Regions from separate parts of the Homo sapiens genome. Here region 1 is linked to region 2. Evidence: chromatin loops called from intact Hi-C (ENCODE). Cell type or tissue: CD14-positive monocyte. All regions are shown on one strand. Links, peaks and the distances in the headings refer to the core of each region. The heading gives the core; the rest is flanking DNA.

The links. Hi-C counts contacts between places; a loop is a spot of excess contacts. Peaks named below come from ENCODE experiments on the same cell type or tissue, not always from the same donor. Only the 100,000 strongest peaks of a DNase experiment are listed, where the experiment ranks them.
Region 1: a loop joins it to region 2, with 2.3 times the contacts of the local background. A loop is called at or near these places in 6 of 110 quality-filtered maps.

Annotation. Positions count from the first base shown.
Region 1 is chr11:9,056,394-9,065,130 of GRCh38, reverse strand. It overlaps SCUBE2 (signal peptide, CUB domain and EGF like domain containing 2), which reads left to right. Exons shown (of 23, transcript NM_001367977.2): 8 at 4,607-4,723; 9 at 5,706-5,828. It overlaps NRIP3-DT (NRIP3 divergent transcript), which reads right to left. Exons shown (of 3, transcript NR_183663.1): 2 at 5,392-5,523; 3 at 1-599. Among named protein-coding and RNA genes, the nearest start is that of MIR5691, 30 kb to the left of the region's middle. RefSeq lists enhancers at 3,980-4,029, 4,050-4,099 and a silencer at 4,190-4,239. In CD14-positive monocyte, for the core only: CTCF peaks have their summits at 4,184 and 4,385 (motif pointing right); a DNase peak (open chromatin) is centred at 4,150; H3K4me3 peaks cover 1,000 bases; H3K27ac peaks cover 1,480 bases.
Region 2 is chr11:9,012,271-9,021,007 of GRCh38, reverse strand. It overlaps SCUBE2 (signal peptide, CUB domain and EGF like domain containing 2), which reads left to right. Exons shown (of 23, transcript NM_001367977.2): 23 at 1-1,532. All of the region lies in intron 1 of NRIP3-DT (NRIP3 divergent transcript), which reads right to left. Among named protein-coding and RNA genes, the nearest start is that of NRIP3-DT, 13 kb to the right of the region's middle. In CD14-positive monocyte, for the core only: CTCF peaks have their summits at 5,008 and 5,208 (motif pointing left); DNase peaks (open chromatin) are centred at 3,027, 3,547 and 5,217; H3K27ac peaks cover 1,823 bases.

The sequences.
Region 1 (8,737 bases), core at 192-8,191, 45 kb before region 2:
GGGACTGAGTGGGTGGTCAGTGAAGTCAGCTGTCTTCCTCTGAAGCAGCCTCTAGCTCAGAATGGCAGCTAGTCTTTTTTTGTGTCCACTGAGTCTTCTATTTCTGACTCAGCTGATGATAATAGTAGAAGAGATGAATGGAGAGGGGCAACACTTGGCTGTGGGACAAGGGAAGACCTGCCTGAAGGTCCAGCGGTCAAGCTGGAGATGAGCAGAAATAGAGGTGGTCATGGGGGTGGGAGTCAGACAGATCCTTTGGTGCGTTACTCCTTCTGGAGAAAGTCTGGCTCAACCTAAACAAAACCCATCTTTTGACAGTTTCTGGATTTAACAGTCAGGCAACATATCATACAGCCATTGGTTACCAAGCAGGTAACCTTTCCGAGCTCTTTTCTGCTCTTTAGAAATTATAAATTTTCATTGTCTTAAGTGAAAATAGTACAAATGAGTAACATAAACGCTTAATTACTTCTAGGCTTGTAATGAAACTCATCATTTCCTTGTCTCATAACTTCCCATTTCCTCATCCCATTTGCCAGAGGCAACAATAGTCAATTCTTCGAGCTGTTTCTTCTTCTGGCTCCTCCTCCCCCATATTTCTGAAAAAAATGAAGGGTATACAGTTATTTTTTTCTTCTTTTCTTTTCTTTTTTTTTTTTTTTTAAGACAGAGTCTCACTCTGTTGCCCCCAGGCTGGGGTGCTGTGGTGTGATCATATCTCACTGCAACCTCCGCCTCCCAGGCTCAAGCGATTCTCTCACCTCAGCTTCCTGAGTAGCTGGACTACAGGCATGTGCCACTGCGCCTGGCTAATATTTGTATTTTTTGTAGAGACAGGGTTTTGCCCTGTTGCCCAGGCTGGTCTCGAACTCCTGGGCTCTAGCGATCTGCCTACCTTGGCCTCCCAAAGTGTTTGGATTACACGTGTGAGCCTTCATGCCTGGCCCTACAGTTACTTCTTGATGTGTCTGTTTTAGATGGTAGCTTTTAACTTCCTATTATGAAAGACTAGGATTTAGCTCTCACTGCTTCCCCCCGCAATACACACACACACACACCTGACCTCTCCCTATACCCTTAATATTGTTGTCTCACAATTTAAATCAATATTATGTGCTTACATTATTCTGACTTTGAATATCTAAATACGATTCACCTGAGTCATGTAACGTGCTATGATTATATTTTCTTTGTTTGCTTAGTTTTCTAAGTACCTCTTACCAATTCTTTTGCAAATTTCAGACAAAGCTGTAAAATACTTTTCAATGTGTTCAAATATAGTGTAGGTAACTAATCAAATCAATTTTCTTGGTGAAAAAGTTTCCTCGGAGGCTTCCAGCCTGCCCTAGCAGGGCCTGGCTGTCTTGGCTGAGTGCATGTCTCTCATCTGGGCATTCACCATCAGCCTACAATTCCCTTTGCCGCTCTCCTGTTGGGTGGATCCTATGTCTTGTCTCTCATTAGTTTATCCGGCGAATGAGATAGAGGTATTTAAAAATTTGCATGCCTGAAAATGCCTTTATATTCTACCTGCACCCTTTATTGAGAATTTGGCTCAGTGTAGAATTCAGAGTTGGAAAGAATTTTCCATCACTGTTTTGAAGTTAGTGCTCCATTGTTTTCAAGAATGCAGAGTTGTTTTGAGAAGTCTAAAATCATTTTTATTCTTGATCCTTTGTGTGAAACCTGTGAAAGCTTCTCTCTGAAAGCTTCCAGGATCTTCTCCTCCTTCCCAGTGATCTGAAGTTTTACAATAATGTTCCTTATTGTGGGATTTTGCCCACCTATTTTTAGTACTTTTCAATATGAACATTCAAGTCCCTTTGTTCTGAGAAATTTTCTTACATTCTTTTCTTTGATAAATTTCTTTTTCTTTCTTTTTTTTGAGACAGAGTCTTGTTCTGTCGCCCAGGCTGGAGTCCAGTGGTGCAATCTTGGTTCACTACAACCTCCACCTCCCAGGTTCAAGTGACTTTCCTGCCTCAGCCTCCCCAGTAGCTGAGACTACAGGCACATGCCACCATGCCTGGCTAATTTTTTTTTTTGTATTTTTAGTAGAAAAGGGATTTTGCTATGTTGGCCAGGCTGGTCTCAACCTCCTGGCCTATGTGACCCACCTGTCTCGTCCTCTCAAAGTGCTGGGATTACAGGCATGAGCCACCGCACCCGTCTTCTTTGATAAATTTCTTCACTCCATTTTCTCTGTTCTTTCCCTCCGGAACTCCTGTTAGCTGGCTGTGGTAACTCCTGGATTGACCCCCTAATTTTTTTTTTTTTCTTTTCTCTCCCTTGTATTTTTATTCTTTTTCTTTTCTCTCCTTTGTATTTTTGTTCTACTTTCTAGGAGAGTTTTCATTTTTTTCTTCTAATCTTTGCACAGGATAAAGTTTTCGTTTTCATGTTTTAATTTTTCAGGCATTTTACTTTGGCCTTTGGTTTTAGGAACCTGCTCTTATTTCATGGATGCTTTTCTTGTCCCCCTGAGGAAATTAATTACGAGATTTTAACTCCTCTTCTGTTCTCTAGATTATCTTTGTTTCCTCCAGGTTTCTTTTTCCCCGTTGGTTTGATCTGGTATATTCATTCCGTATTAGAGGCTTTCCAGAAATGTCTAGTGATTCTTGACCGACTTTTCATATTTAACAGTAAAATACTAAAAAGCCAATTGGATATTCTATTGATTTGTGGGCTTCATGTTTGGGTGACGAGGCAGTGACATAGCCATTTCATCTGGAGATCCTCGAATGCTAATATCGTTAGGTCTTTTTGCTTGGGCAGGTCAATTTAGCCGGAGAGGAGTCCTTCAACCACCTGCCTGTAGGCTTGGCTGCTAGCATCCTGGGTTGCAGTGTTGTTTCAACATAGCTTTTTGGAACTTTCAATGGCTGTTATTTTAACATAGCTTTTGGAATTTTCAATGGCTTTAAATCTGCCAGTAGGGAGCTGAAGGAGTTGGGGGAAGAGGGATGAGGGTTAGAGATCTCTTTTTCAGGGTATAGACTTTCACCTGATGGTGACACCCTCTCCTCCTCTGCTATTCCTGGTGCCCTTGAGCCTGGTACCTCTCTGGTCCAGACTTCTCTGCTATAGCCAGAATAGGAGAAGGGTAGTCACATGACTATGTGGAGTTAAGGAGGAGCTCTGGGGTTTATCTCTTTCATATGTAGACTCTCCATAATCTTCCTGTTCTTAACTCCGTCCTCATTTCTGCCTCTAGAATAACTTGATACCTCCAATTCCTGAGTCTTTCTGGGACTCTGGGGCTCACAGGAGTTTACCAGCTGTTGGCACCCCCTCTGCAGACTGCTAGGATCTAGCTTTCTTCTACGCCAGATACTGCTCTCCTGCTAACATGTCACTTCCAGAATGTTTGACATCTTTTATCTATTGTCTTTTCTCCTATTTTCTTTGTCCTTAAGGATTTATACTTTAAAAAATCAATTGATTCTCATATTCGTGAGGTTTTGAAAGGAACAGAGATAAACATACATGTACTATCTGCATATTTAATTAGGATTAAGCTTGTTCCCTTTAGGGTTCCTTCTTTTTTTTTTTTTTTCTTTTCTTTTCTTGAGACAGGGTCTCGCTGTATTGCTCAGGCTGGAGTGCAGTGGCACAAACATGGCTCACTGCACCCTTGACCTCCTGGGCTCAAGTGATCTTCCTGCTTCAGCCTCCCGAGTAGCTGGGACCACAGGTGTGCGTCACCAGGCCTCGCTAATTTTTTAAAATTTGTGTAGAGATGGGGGTCTCACCACGTGGCCCAGGCTGGTCTTGAACCCCTGGGCTCAGGTGATCCTCCTGCCTCAGCCTCCCAAAGTGTTGGGATTACAGGGGTAAGCCACCACCCTCGCCACCACCCCCCACCCCCAGCCTTTAAAGTGAGGTAGCTATGGTAGAAAAATCATGTTTCTGGGTGCCTAGATGCTAACAATTCAATGAATGTTGAATAGCACTTGTCTATTACTTGGACTAACTGTATGAGATACAGAACTAGAAGGCTGTTTGCTTATTGTTCCTCATCTCCATTGTTGCAATTTAACAATTGTGGCTTATTTTTCACGTGGTTATGACAGGGCTTTCTCCTTTCAGGGAAAGTGAAACTTCAAATTTGAGTAAATTGGCAGTTGCAAGGATGAAGTCAGTAGTCTACAACAAGGCAGTGGTTGGGGCGGCGATGCTTACCCACTCTTGCTTTGCCCATTACTCATATCGAAAGGAGAAGGTTCAAGATTAAGAAAGGACCATCCCCTTTGCCCTGTTCTGCACTCACCTCTAGCCTGCCAGATGTGGTCCTACTTAGGTTGCTGGCTGCAGATCAGCAGGAACTTTCAGTGGCTTTAAATTTGCCAGTAGGGGGAGTGGCTCTGCAGATTGGGAGACATCTTTATCCCTCTGGTCACCCTGACAGTCTTCCTCAGAAACTAGAACTCATTTAGGGGGGTGGGAGGAGCTGCACCTGCTCTCCCTCTAGCCCATCTGCAGGTAGCAGAGACTTGGGGTATGACCATGAGTACCCCACCATGCTTCTTGGCTTCTGTGACCTTCGTCAGCTGTATCAGCACTTCTTTGGGAAGCTAATTGTCTTTTCTTACCTCCTTGCCAGAAACGTGTGCTGTCAACAATGGAGGCTGTGACCGCACCTGTAAGGATACTTCGACAGGTGTCCACTGCAGTTGTCCTGTTGGATTCACTCTCCAGTTGGATGGGAAGACATGTAAAGGTAGCCTTCACCTCCCCAGGGAGACTGGGTGCCCTGTTATGGAGGGAGGGCCCATGCCGCTAACATATGGGGATAAAGGCAACATACCCTCCATACCCCACGTGACTCGAGATTTGCTTATGATTCATATCAATGGGAGCTTTTTCCCCCTGGGCTAGTGGAAGGTTATAACTGAGTAAGCTTAATTAGAACCAACACTTAATTACACTAATTGTTGAGGAGGTCAGCCTCTACAAGCATCAAATAATTCATTTCAGACAGTGGCCTTATTAGAAAAAGGCAGTTAAAGGAAGCATTCATTTGCAGGAGATAATATCAACATATCATACATAATAGCCTAGAGATTATTATATAAATAACAGTCAAGATGATTATCCAGAGGACTTAATGAATAACTGTACCATTAACTTTTACTGATGAAGAGCGACCCCAATGACTTGCTCATATTTCATGGGCAAGAGTACAAAGGATTAGCCCTTTAGCATGATAAAAAGTAGATAACCAATTGCCAGACGAAACTGGGAAAAGATAAGATTGAGTATCAGGAATCATTTTAAAACATTGAGGCTATTTGATCATTGTGTAATTTGCCAAAACAAATGCTCTAGTCCTTTATAGCTTTAATCATTAAACTTGAATACATAGTGTACTAAAGAGACCCATCTTACCTTGAGAGAGCAATACAAAGATGAGAATATAACAGGACGTCATCATTCTTTCCCAGAGTTTGTTTCCTTAATGCCAATCAAGGGCATCATAAGTCAGCGTTCTCAAGACGATGAAACACTTGTCTTTCAAAACTGGTTAAGCCAGATAAGAAAACATGTATAAGGTTAAAAACATCAGCAAACATTCTTAAATGCTTTTGTGAGTCTTTTTCTTAATTTCAGAGACTAATGAACACACACAATGGCCCTTCAGGGAGTTGTGGGAAATGAGGCAAGTATTGCTCTCTGATATGCCCAATGCTTTCCTGTTGCAGATATTGATGAGTGCCAGACCCGCAATGGAGGTTGTGATCATTTCTGCAAAAACATCGTGGGCAGTTTTGACTGCGGCTGCAAGAAAGGATTTAAATTATTAACAGATGAGAAGTCTTGCCAAGGTATGTGCTGAAAACATAGCTGTGCTGCGCAATGGCCCACAGGTTGGAGCAGAGAGAACGTAGCACCCTCCTGGCAGAGACTGGCTTATCAGGCTTCTTGACAGGGCCACTAATCCAATCTCCTTCCTAGGCTTCACTCATTTCATCTATTAGGTAAAATAAAAACACTGATGTAGCTCACAGGTGTATTTGGAAATTAAGCTGTTAATGGTTAGAGAACACCTTAAAGAACCCATCGATGTGATGACAGCAGAGCTCACTGCTAGAAATGGAATGGAAAACAGAATGCAAATGGGGTTCCAGTGGGGTGTTGAGATTATGAATAATTTTCCTTTTCTAAAATTTCCTTTAATGTTATTGAATTTATCACAAAAGTTGGTGGCAAAGTCTGTAGATTTAGTTAACATACCTCCCTAGCAAAAACTTGGAGTTAACCCATGATCAAGATTATGTACCAATTGGTCTCTTTCTTATAGCACTTGTTTTTTTAATTTTTTAATTATTTATTTATTTACAGACAGAGTCTCACTCTGTTGCCCAGGCTGGAGTGCAGTGGCATCATCTTGGTTCACTGCAACCTCCGCCTTCCTGGGTTCTAGCAATTCTCCTGCCTCAGCCTCCCGAGTAGCTGGGATTACAGGCATCTGCCACCATGCTCAGCTAATTTCTGAATTTTTTTTTTTTTTTTTTTTTTTTTTTTTTTTTTTGAGACAGAGTCTCGCTCTGTCACCCAGGCTGGAGTGCAGTGGAGCTATCTTGGCTCACTGCAACCTCCGCCTCCCAGGTTCAAGCGATTCTCCTGCCTCAACCTCCTGAGTATCTGGGACTACAGGTGCGCACCATCACACCCGGCTAATTTTTGCATTTTTAGTAGAGACGGGGTTTCCCTATGTTGGTCAGGCTGGTCTTGAACTCCTGACCTCATGATCTGCCTGCCTCGGCCTCCCAAAGTGCTGAGATTACAGGTGTGAGCCACTGCGCCTGGCCAATTTCTGAATTTTTAGTAGAGTCAGGGTTTCACTGTGTTGGCCAGGCTGGTCTCGAATTCCTAACCTCAGGTGATCCGCCCTCCTAGGCCTCCCAAAGTGCTGGGATTACAGGCGTGGGCCACCGCACCTGGCCCAGCACTTGCTTTAAACCATCAGCCTTTGATCTTTGAAGAGAGGGAAGGCAGAGAGGGAGGGGGAGGGCTTGTGGGGAGGAGATGCTTGTTGATCCTTAGAGAGGATTTCAGACCCCTTCTCAAACACATCCTTCCCATATAAGGGCTGCAGCAAGGAGACTTCTCTAGGTAGCAGTTGTTGTTAGTATTAGCAGCTGTTTTGGGTGGGGGAAAGCTGTTTTCTATTTTTAGATGAGCACCTTCCCTTTGATATGCAGAAGAAGTTCTCAGGAAAGATGTGCTGTAATGTATTCTTGCTCCATTTTTGGGAATAAGGACTAATTTATTTTGTTAGAAATCTCAGAATTAGGCTGGGTGTGGTGGCTCACACTGTAATCTCAGCACTTTGGGAGGCTGAGGCAGGTCGATCACTTGTGGCCAGGAGTTTGAGACTAGTCTGGCCAACACGGCAAAACCCCGTCTCTACTAAAAATACAAAAATTAGGTGGGGGCATGGTGGAGGGCGCGGTGGCGGGCACCTGTAATCCCAGCTACTCAGGAGGCTGAGACACCAGAATCGCTTGAACCCAGGAAGCAGAGGTTGCAGTAAGTCGAGATCATGCCCACGCACTCCAGCCTGGGGGATAGAGCGAGACTCCATCTCAAAAAAAAAAAAAAAAAAATCAGAATTAAATAAAAATCAGAGTATCAGATTTCATCTTAGATAACAAAGATGTAGCATTACCTTTTTACAAAAATATTATGGTGTGATGTTTGTTTTGTTTTTCTCTTGGTTTGTTCTTAATGCATAATTTGTCAGGCAGTTCAAGTATATTCCTCTTTAAATTCAGTAAGTTAATTCTAGATAATTATTGTGTGGTTTTCTTCAGTTTGACTTGGAAAGCAAATTTGCTGTTCCACATAATGTTTCCTAGTGTATAGAGCAGGCAATACTGTTGAAGCTGTGTAAACACATTAAAAAGGAATTAGAAAAGTGATCTCATTATTTTTGGCAAAGCAAAAGCCCATACTGAGCAGCCAAAGTCAGCTACTGAACAAGTGCACTTTCTCGACAACTGGCTGATATTAATAACAGATTTCATAAAATGGCATCAATTCCTAGGGAAGAAACTAGGTTTTTCTCATTTTTCACTGATCGGTCTTGGTAGAACAAATACTTGCACAGAACAAATTTACTGAAGAAATGCCAGGATTTCTGGGAAAAGCTAGGGATGAAGAGGTTTTGCAAGAATTTGCCCTTTTTTATTTTGCTTTTTCATTCTTCCTGTTCCTTCCACATTTTTGCCTTTTATTAACATAGTTTCTCATGGCACACTCGGTGTTGAAAAAAGTGGTCTAGCAGTGGTCTAGTTGGCTTCGACTGAGTGCGGCACTGGTCCTGGTTTATCCATTTGGAGACACAAGTCGTAACTATGTTAAAATCCTCCAGAGTTCAGGGAGTGAAGCACTCAAATTCCAGCCTACAAGAAAGAGGTTGAGGGCCAGACCCAGGGAAAGAGATGCTGAGATGGACAAATGCAGCCTCCTGAGGCTGCTGTGCATGACCCCCGCTGCAGCCAAGGAGGCTTCCACACTGAACCAGGAGGCTAGCAGACTCATAGGACTGGCACATAGGGGAGGAGCAAAACCAAGGCATCGGCCAAAAGCATCCAATGTGGAGCTGAACTACCACATTTCAGGGCCTGCAAAGAGAAAATTAGTGAGGATATTAGTATTGATGCATTCTTTCAGTGCAGAGGGCATTAAAACCTAGGATTAACTGGCCTCTTGGGGCCAGAAGACTAAT
Region 2 (8,737 bases), core at 575-8,574:
TAGGGTTGGTGGGACAGAGCTGTCTTCCTTCTGCATGTCAGCACAGTCGGGTATTGCTGCCTCCCGTATCAGTGACTCATTAGAGTTCAATTTTTATAGATAATACAGATATTTTGGTAAATTGAACTTGGTTTTTCTTTCCCAGCATCGTGGATGTAGACTGAGAATGGCTTTGAGTGGCATCAGCTTCTCACTGCTGTGGGCGGATGTCTTGGATAGATCACGGGCTGGCTGAGCTGGACTTTGGTCAGCCTAGGTGAGACTCACCTGTCCTTCTGGGGTCTTACTCCTCCTCAAGGAGTCTGTAGTGGAAAGGAGGCCACAGAATAAGCTGCTTATTCTGAAACTTCAGCTTCCTCTAGCCCGGCCCTCTCTAAGGGAGCCCTCTGCACTCGTGTGCAGGCTCTGACCAGGCAGAACAGGCAAGAGGGGAGGGAAGGAGACCCCTGCAGGCTCCCTCCACCCACCTTGAGACCTGGGAGGACTCAGTTTCTCCACAGCCTTCTCCAGCCTGTGTGATACAAGTTTGATCCCAGGAACTTGAGTTCTAAGCAGTGCTCGTGAAAAAAAAAAGCAGAAAGAATTAGAAATAAATAAAAACTAAGCACTTCTGGAGACATAATAATGTACATTTATTGCCAGCCTTCCTCGTTGCAAGCTTCCACCCTGCAGCAAATGCACTATGCTGACTCTCGCACCTTCAGCTGTGCCCTCTGACACTCTGCTGGCCATTGCCTGAGGGACTGGGGAGTTCAGGTGAAATGTAATTTCCTCAGTGGATGAGAATCATCAATTGTCATGAAAAGGCGATTTCACCAACCCTGAGTCGGTATTGCCAAGGGTTCTACTCCCCAAGTGGGCTTCCCATCACAAGGGATCTGAGGTCCAGGTGGGTGTGGTGAGGCCCAGCCTGTCATGTATGCCTTCCTTCCCCAGTCTCAAATGTGAGAGACGGACTCTGCTCCGTGGACATGAGCAGCCCCTTGAAGGGTGGTCTCATTCTCTAACAGTAACAGCACTGCCAGAAACACCCCCTGAATGCCACACGATCATCTCACTTTGGGTCAGGCCAGCAGGGCCTCACGATCATTTCTTGAACTTGAATTTTCAGTGTTATTGAATCTTTAAACATTTAAATCCCCAAGCAAAAATCTCATTACAGTGAATAAAAAGGAATCCAATCAAACAAGCCACCACTTCCCTAATGGATGGACTACCTACAACTATAGTGTTTTGTTATTTCAATAACAATTCTATGCACAGCCAATTCTCCATACCAAAGTACTAAAAAAATGTTTAACAAGCATTTTTGAAGAAAACAAAGAGAACTTCATTATGGTTAAACTTGCTTTTCATCTCAGTGTTGCTTTTTTTAACCTGTTAATAACATTGATTCTTAAAAAGTCCTAATCAAACTTCTTTATTTGGATGGGCCCTAAATATTCATTTTCAGATTTCTCTTCAAAAGTTTGAACATCATCATTAAAAAAAAAATAGCATTAAAACAAGCACTTGGACTTTGTTATACTGGAGCTTGGCCTATATTTCTGAGTCTAACCATAAGATGAAAATTCGAATGTCACATAAACCCGAGTTAGTGACCGCACTGATGTGAAGGTGAGATGAGCTGAGCTGCACCATTCTGTCCAGGCATGTTAGCAACTTTGTGCTCATGACTGTGTGATCCTGTCTTGCTGATTTCACAAGAAGGCTAGGGATGGGAATACTCTGGGGGTTGGAAGGAGGCTGCATAAACCCGGTCACTATGGAGGAGCATCCTCCACGGGGCAGCCCCATGCACCAGAGCTGTGTTGCTGGTACACGCACAAACCACTGACGCACAGGAGGTATAAAGAGGAGCTTCCTCTCTATTCCCTCAACTACCTTAAGAGATGCTGTGATCCTGTTGGGGGCTGGCTATCTGGAGATACTATTTCTACCTGCTACATCAATATTTATCAAACTTCTGCCTGGTACTCTAGGCCCTGGGGATGCGGCGATAAGACAGACAAGGTCCCTGCCCTCATGAAGCTTACATTTTAGAGGGAAGAGACAGACAAAGAACAGATAAATCAACATGAAAAGTAGCAGCTAGTGGTAAGAGCTATGTTGAAAATTAAAATAGGTTACTGTAACAGATGATTGTGTGGCTACTTTAGGATTGGGGATTATAGATGGCCTCTATGCGGAAATTACATTTCAATTGAAAACTAAATGGCAAGAAGAAACCAGTCTTGGGAAAATTAGGGGGAAGAGCTTTCCAGAGAGAGGAAAACCAAGTGCAAAGGCTGTCAGGCAGGAGCAACCATTTGTGTATATTGTAGTCTAGTGAGAAGGCAGGTCGTACAAGATGAGGCTAGAGAACCAGACACGGCCAGATCACATCGGGCTTTGGAATCTATAATGAGGGGTTTGAGTTATTTCTAAATATGTTGCAAACTTTTGAATGGATTTAAGCAGAGGAGTGAGATAATCTGATTTATGTTTTAAAAGGGTAGCTGTGGCTACTGTGTGAATAGGAAGCCAGCACGGAGGCAGAGAGAGTTATTCACAGACTACTGCAACAGAACAAGCAGCCATCCAGTTGGCAGATGAAGGTATTGTCTGGATTAGGGTGTTGTAGTGGAGATGAGAGAAGTAGAAGGATTCTGGATGTGTTTTGGGGGACAGTCAACAGAATTTGCTGATGGGGATTGTATGGAAGTGCTGAGGGAAAGAAGGAAGTCAAAGATGACTCCTAGTTGCCTAAGAAACTGGTAGATGGAGGAGACTAGGAGGAGCAGGTTCGGGATATGCAGCAGTTTTAAAACATGTTTGCAAATTCTTTGAGGTTCCTTCCATGGACAGTTGGGGTCTGTGTCACCTCCCCTTGACTCTGGGCTCTGTGACTGCTTGACCAATATTAACATGGCAGAAGTAATGCTTTACGAGGCCCAGGGCTTAAGACACTAGCAGCTTCCACTTCCTCTCCTTAGGACACTCACACTTGAAACTCAGTCACCACGTCATGAGGAAGCAAGCCATAACAGCCTGTGGAGAGGCCATGTGGAGAGGAACCACAGTCCCTCCACCCACCGGCCAGGCTGAGCTTCCAGGCGACAGCCAGCAAAACTTGCCAGCTGCGTGAGTAAGCCATCTTGGAAAGGGATTCTCCAGCTGCTCCAGCTGACACTTCATGGAGCAGTCCTCATTGAACCACAGAAAAATTAGAGATTTGTGTGCAAAATTAATGATTATTATCTTAAATGATTGATAGGTTTTGAGGTGACTTCTTATGCAGTAATATAACAGTGAAAAGGGGAGATGGTTAAGAGTTCCATTTTGGCCATTCTAGGTTCTAGGTGCCTATCATATGTCCAACTGGAGGGTTCAAATAGGCAAATGGTTATACAAAGCCCCAGGAGAGGTCAGGGCTGGAATATAAGTTTTAATGTCACAGAGTAAAGGCATGAGACTTTACCCCGGTTAAGGTCACCTGGGAAACATGTAAATAAAAGAAGACCGGGGAACTCTTAATTCTGGGATTTCCTGTGTGGGCACAGGAACCAGGACTTTGAGGAGCTGCGTATTAAGTAAACAGGAAGAGGTCAGAGCTGAGCTTCCATCTTCCCTCCAAGAGAGCTAGTTCTATGGGTGAACCCTGAATGGGCATGGATCTGTACAGTCCTTCCTTCTAGCTGTAGATATTGTTCTTTAGCCATTTACTGAAGTGCTGCATCTATGGATTTAACAACATCTCCCTTGAATTTCCAATGCTAATAAAAAAGTGTTTGCCTTTTCACACTAACAGACAATTATCTTCACTTTGGAAAATTGCTTCCTCTGAATCATGCCCTGAGCTGTTAAGTGTGTCGTCTGTAGGCACTCACTGGATTTAGGTTTGCAGGTGATATTAAAATGTCATGTGGCAACCTGGAAAAGGCAGTGGCTGCACAGCACAGTGCAAGGACTTGCTTACCCTCCGGCAGATCTTTGCAGGAAGATGCACCGGAGCTGTTGCCTGCAGCTGACCACCACAGCTGGTGGGCCTATGTGCTGGAAAACCCAGGGGTCATTCCAGGCCCAGCTGTAATCTTCTTAGCCCTGAAGAGATGCCTCTTACTGTCAGCATCTCTGCTTCTTTTCACACAGCAGGATACGTCTTGGAGCCTTACTCAAGTCTGCACTACTTCTAGCCAGCATTTGGGAGGCAAATGGACTAGCTGAGGCTGGAGTAAAGCAGTTCCTCACCAAGTTGAGGGAATCTTGTTGCATACGGCCCTCTAGCTAGGCAAGCCATCAGCTGCCTACAATTTAAGGTCCTGGGAGTGGCCAGTAGGGGCCCATCCACAGAAACTTAGAGGCCTTGGTGAGGCTTCATTTCTGTGACCATCTTCCATTCCAGGGGCTTGTGAGCCCAGCTCAGAGGTGTCCTAATATTTGTAGTGCCCTGCCTCCTTCTCCCTTCAGGCAGTCTCGATCAGCCTGCAGGAGACCACCCTTAGGGACCTGTTAACACAGCAAGGCTGCTCCTGTGATCCATGTCAGTGATATAGCCATGAAGATATCACTACTCAGCAGGGAGCACTTTCCAGAGAACACAGTGGCATCAAAATAGATTTAGAAAATGAAACCACTCTAATATAGGCAGTTTGCCTTAGTTGAATAAAAGCGATACAAATTAAACCTACCTACTGCAAGCAATGACAGTAACTCAGTAGTGCTTGGTTTTCAGAGTATCTCATAAAGGGGATGCAACTACAGACCTTAGTTACTAATAATTTCTTATTATGTTTTTGGTCATTCATTCATTTATGCAACATATATTTATGGAGAGCCTATTAAGTGCTAGACATTGTAGGAGCCAGGGATACTGCAGGGAGCAAAAGAAGCTCCCTGCTCTTGTGGAATTTAGGTTCCAGTCTGGGGAGACAGACAATAAACAAATGAACATATACTGTAAAGTCAAGTAGTGATGAGTGGTATAAATAAGGAAGGGCTAAAGGACAGAGAATGAGGAGGTGGTGGGAGGGAGCTGCTGTCTTAGGATGAGCTCATCATTAGAGTCATGAATCCAGGCCCCTCCTAGAGCACTGGCTCCTCAAACCAAGCCTGGCAGCACTGGCCCTGGCAAGCTCCTTTATCCGCCCAGCAAGACCTTGGCATTTCATGTCAAGCCAAGCTGACCAAAGCTTCAAGCTGTGAACAAGCCATTTGGCAGTTCCTCGAACAGGTGCCACCTAGTGGTTGCAATATGGAGTCGACCTGTGTTTCTGTCTCCCGTCCCACTGCCTCAGACCTTACATGCCCATAATTCAAGACAAGATCTTACCCAAGGGGCCCTGGGGACTAGGGCTGTGATTTGACAACTGATTGGTCGCATGTTGTTTGACACAGCCCTCGGAGTTTATTTTGTTTAGATATTTTCCTTTTTTCTCTGCTTGGCAGAGAAAAACTAGTGACCAAGTCCAAACTCATTGATCTAGGTCATTTCAAACTATCAACAACGCTCTGAATCTCACATACAAACACCGCATATTCATGCATTCACTGTTACGGTCTAGGCACCAGGGTAGGCTGGATATATAGTCCTGAGTCAGAAGGGAAAAGGAGTTGAAGGAATGATGAGGACAAAATCTACTCCTCAATTATAATCTTGCATGTTTTACCACTTTGTAGTTCCAGGAGCTCCCTACCACACTCCCCTGCCTTGGATTGTTCTCTGATCCTACACAGTATCCTAGGACTGAAGGATAATTTTGGGCCACAGGTTGAAGTTTTCTGTCTTTTCCCTACAAAACGCAAAAAGTAGAAATACAAGCCTACCTCAAATTTGAGCTTCGGTGCTGGCTTTGCCTTATTACATGTGTGGCAGTTGAAAAAAATTAACAGCTGCTAAGCAGGAATTGGAACCAATGCCCCAGAGAAGACAGAGCCCAGTAATGTCTGAAGCAGCATGCACAGCAGAACAGCATGGAGGTACAGAGTGTGAGCTTGTGGTGAACCCTGGCCAAGCCTGCTAAGTGCGGCCCTCTGCAGCCTTGTGGGTAACCTATCCTGTGTGACCACAAATTGGTCATCAGCACACACTGTCAATGCAGCGGTGTGTGTGTGATGCCTGATCATGCTATAAAACTGTGGACAGTGTAGCACATTGGAACCCCAATGTTACTTCCAGGTGACTTGGCTTGAAGAAGTCAGCTTTTAGCAGCCACATCAGGTACCTAAACTGGAGTTTTAAGTAATGCAGGTGCCAAGTATAAGAGGTTTGATAGGGCCAGGCACGGTGGCTCATGCCTGTAGTCCCAGCACTTTGGGATGTCAAGGCGGGTGGATCATTTGAGGTCAGGAGTTCAAGACCAGGCTGGCCAACATGGTGAAACCCTGTATCTACTAGAAATACAAAAATTAGCCGGGCGGTAGTGGCGCATGCCTGTAATCCCAGCTACTCGAGAGGCTGAGGCAGGAGAATTGCTTGAGCCTGGGAAGCAGAGGTTGCGGTGAGCCGAGATCGTGCCACTGCACTCCAGCCTTGGCAACAGAGTGAGATGCTGTCTCAAAAACAAAAAACAAAACAATTTAAAAAAAGAGGCTTGATAAACCATCACTAAGGCTCCCCATGAGGAACTGGGATGACTCAAACAGCATCACTCACCCAGTACCCCCCGGGCCCAGTATTCCTAATGTACTTCTCTGAAAATGCATTATCTACATTTATCACACTGATAGGTGCCTTCTCTAAGATTTATGATTCATAATGCTCATATTCTCCAAGACTCCCATTATGTCCTTTACGGTACCTGGATTTGTATCCCAGTTCTGCCACTTATTAGCTATGTGACCTTGTGGAAGTTATTTAACTTCTCTGTGCCTCAGTTTCTTCATGTGGTAAATAAAGATAATGATAGTACCTACAAGATAGAGCTGTTTTGAGAATTAAATGAGTTAATACCTGGAAAACTCTTGAAACATTGCCTGGCATGTAGTAAGGGCCCAATAAACGTTAACTGTCATCCTCATCGTTACATTTCACTTCTTGAGACTTTAGAAGTTAAACCCAAGAAACATTCTTTAAAGGGGTTCACTCTCTGCTGGGTTTCCCCATTTCACTGAGATGGAAAGTTCTTTAGTCACAGTTTTTCTAGTGGGGTATGTCCTAGCAACAGAAAAATTAAAGCTTGAAGTAGGAATGAAAGGCTATGATGCCTGATTTGGGTTCTCACACAAGGCCTTCCAAACACCCGTGTCCTCCTGAGCTGGGAAGGTAAAATGAGCTCTTCCAATCGCCTGAGCTTCTCTTAGGTCAGGGACGGCACAGACACAAGTGCACATACACAGCGCAGCCTCTCAATCCTTCATTTTTTCTGAGTTCCAATCCTCAGCCCCTGGTATGTGAGGATCACAGTACATCTCCTTGCTGAGCCCAGAAGCACATGTTTTCCAGAACTGCCTATTTCTATTCGATGTTTCCAGCATGGCAACATCCAACTTCAGAGTCCAAGAAGGCAGTACTCAGGTCTCTAGGCAGGCAAGGTCAATGAAGACACTCACTGTGGCAAGGTGTGAATAATTTGCATGAAACCTGTGGTCATTGAAACAAAGCCCCTTTTTGAGACATGAGGACACAGGCCTGGCCAAGGTGGGTCTGACCACTGTGCAGCATGTGCCAGGGAGAGTACAGAACTCAAAGTGCAATGTGCTAACGGAGTGTAGACAGACTGAAAAGAGTGAATTTCATTTTTTTAAACATCATGAATGAGATAGGAAAAAAGCCAGTAATTATACAGCAGAGAAATCAGGCAATACCTTGACCAGATGATCAAAATTAGCATGTCCAATAAAGGACAGATGGATATCATGTGCCTACAGATGTGATAGCCTGAGAAGAACGTACCATCACCTATACTGTACTCAAGCCAAAAATGCATCACCTCAATCTCAATACAAGGAAAATGCAGACAAACACAAAATGAAGAATGCTCTATTTTAAAAAGGGGAGGGAAGTTGAAAAACAACTTGCACATCAGTGAAATTTTAAAGCTTGTGTGCTTCAAAAGACACTATTAAGAAGTGAAAAGGTAGCCCATGGAATGGTAGAAAATGTTTGTAAATCATATATCTGACAAGAGACTAATAGCTACAATATGTAAAGAGTTCTTACAAGTCAATAATAATGAGACAAATCACTCAATTAAAAATGGACAGAGGAGGCTGGGCATGTTGGCTCACACCTGTAATCCCAGCACTTTGGGAGGCCGAGGCAGGTGGATCATGAGATCAGGAGACTGAGACCATCCTGGCTAATACAGTGAAACCCTGTCTCTACTAAAAATACAAAAAATTAGCCAGGCGTGGTGGTGGGCACCTGTGGTCCCAGCTACTCGGGAGGTTGAGGCAGGAGAATGCCGTGAACCCAGGGGGCGGAGCTTGCAGTGAGCCGAGGTCACGCCACTGCACTCCAGCCTAGGCGACAGAGCGAGACTCTGTCTCAAAAAAAAAAAAAAAAAAAAAGAAGATGGACAGAGGATTTTAATAGACATGTTTCCAAAGAAGACAAACAAATGACCAATAAGCACCTGAAAAGATGCTTAACATCATTAGTCATCAGGGAAACACAAATCAGAACCATAATGAGATACCATCTCAACCTCACTAGCATGGCTATAATAAAAAAGACAGATGGTAAAAAGTGTTGAAGAGGATGTGAAGAAATTGGAACCCTCATACACTGCTGGTGGAGATGCAGAATGGTGCAGCT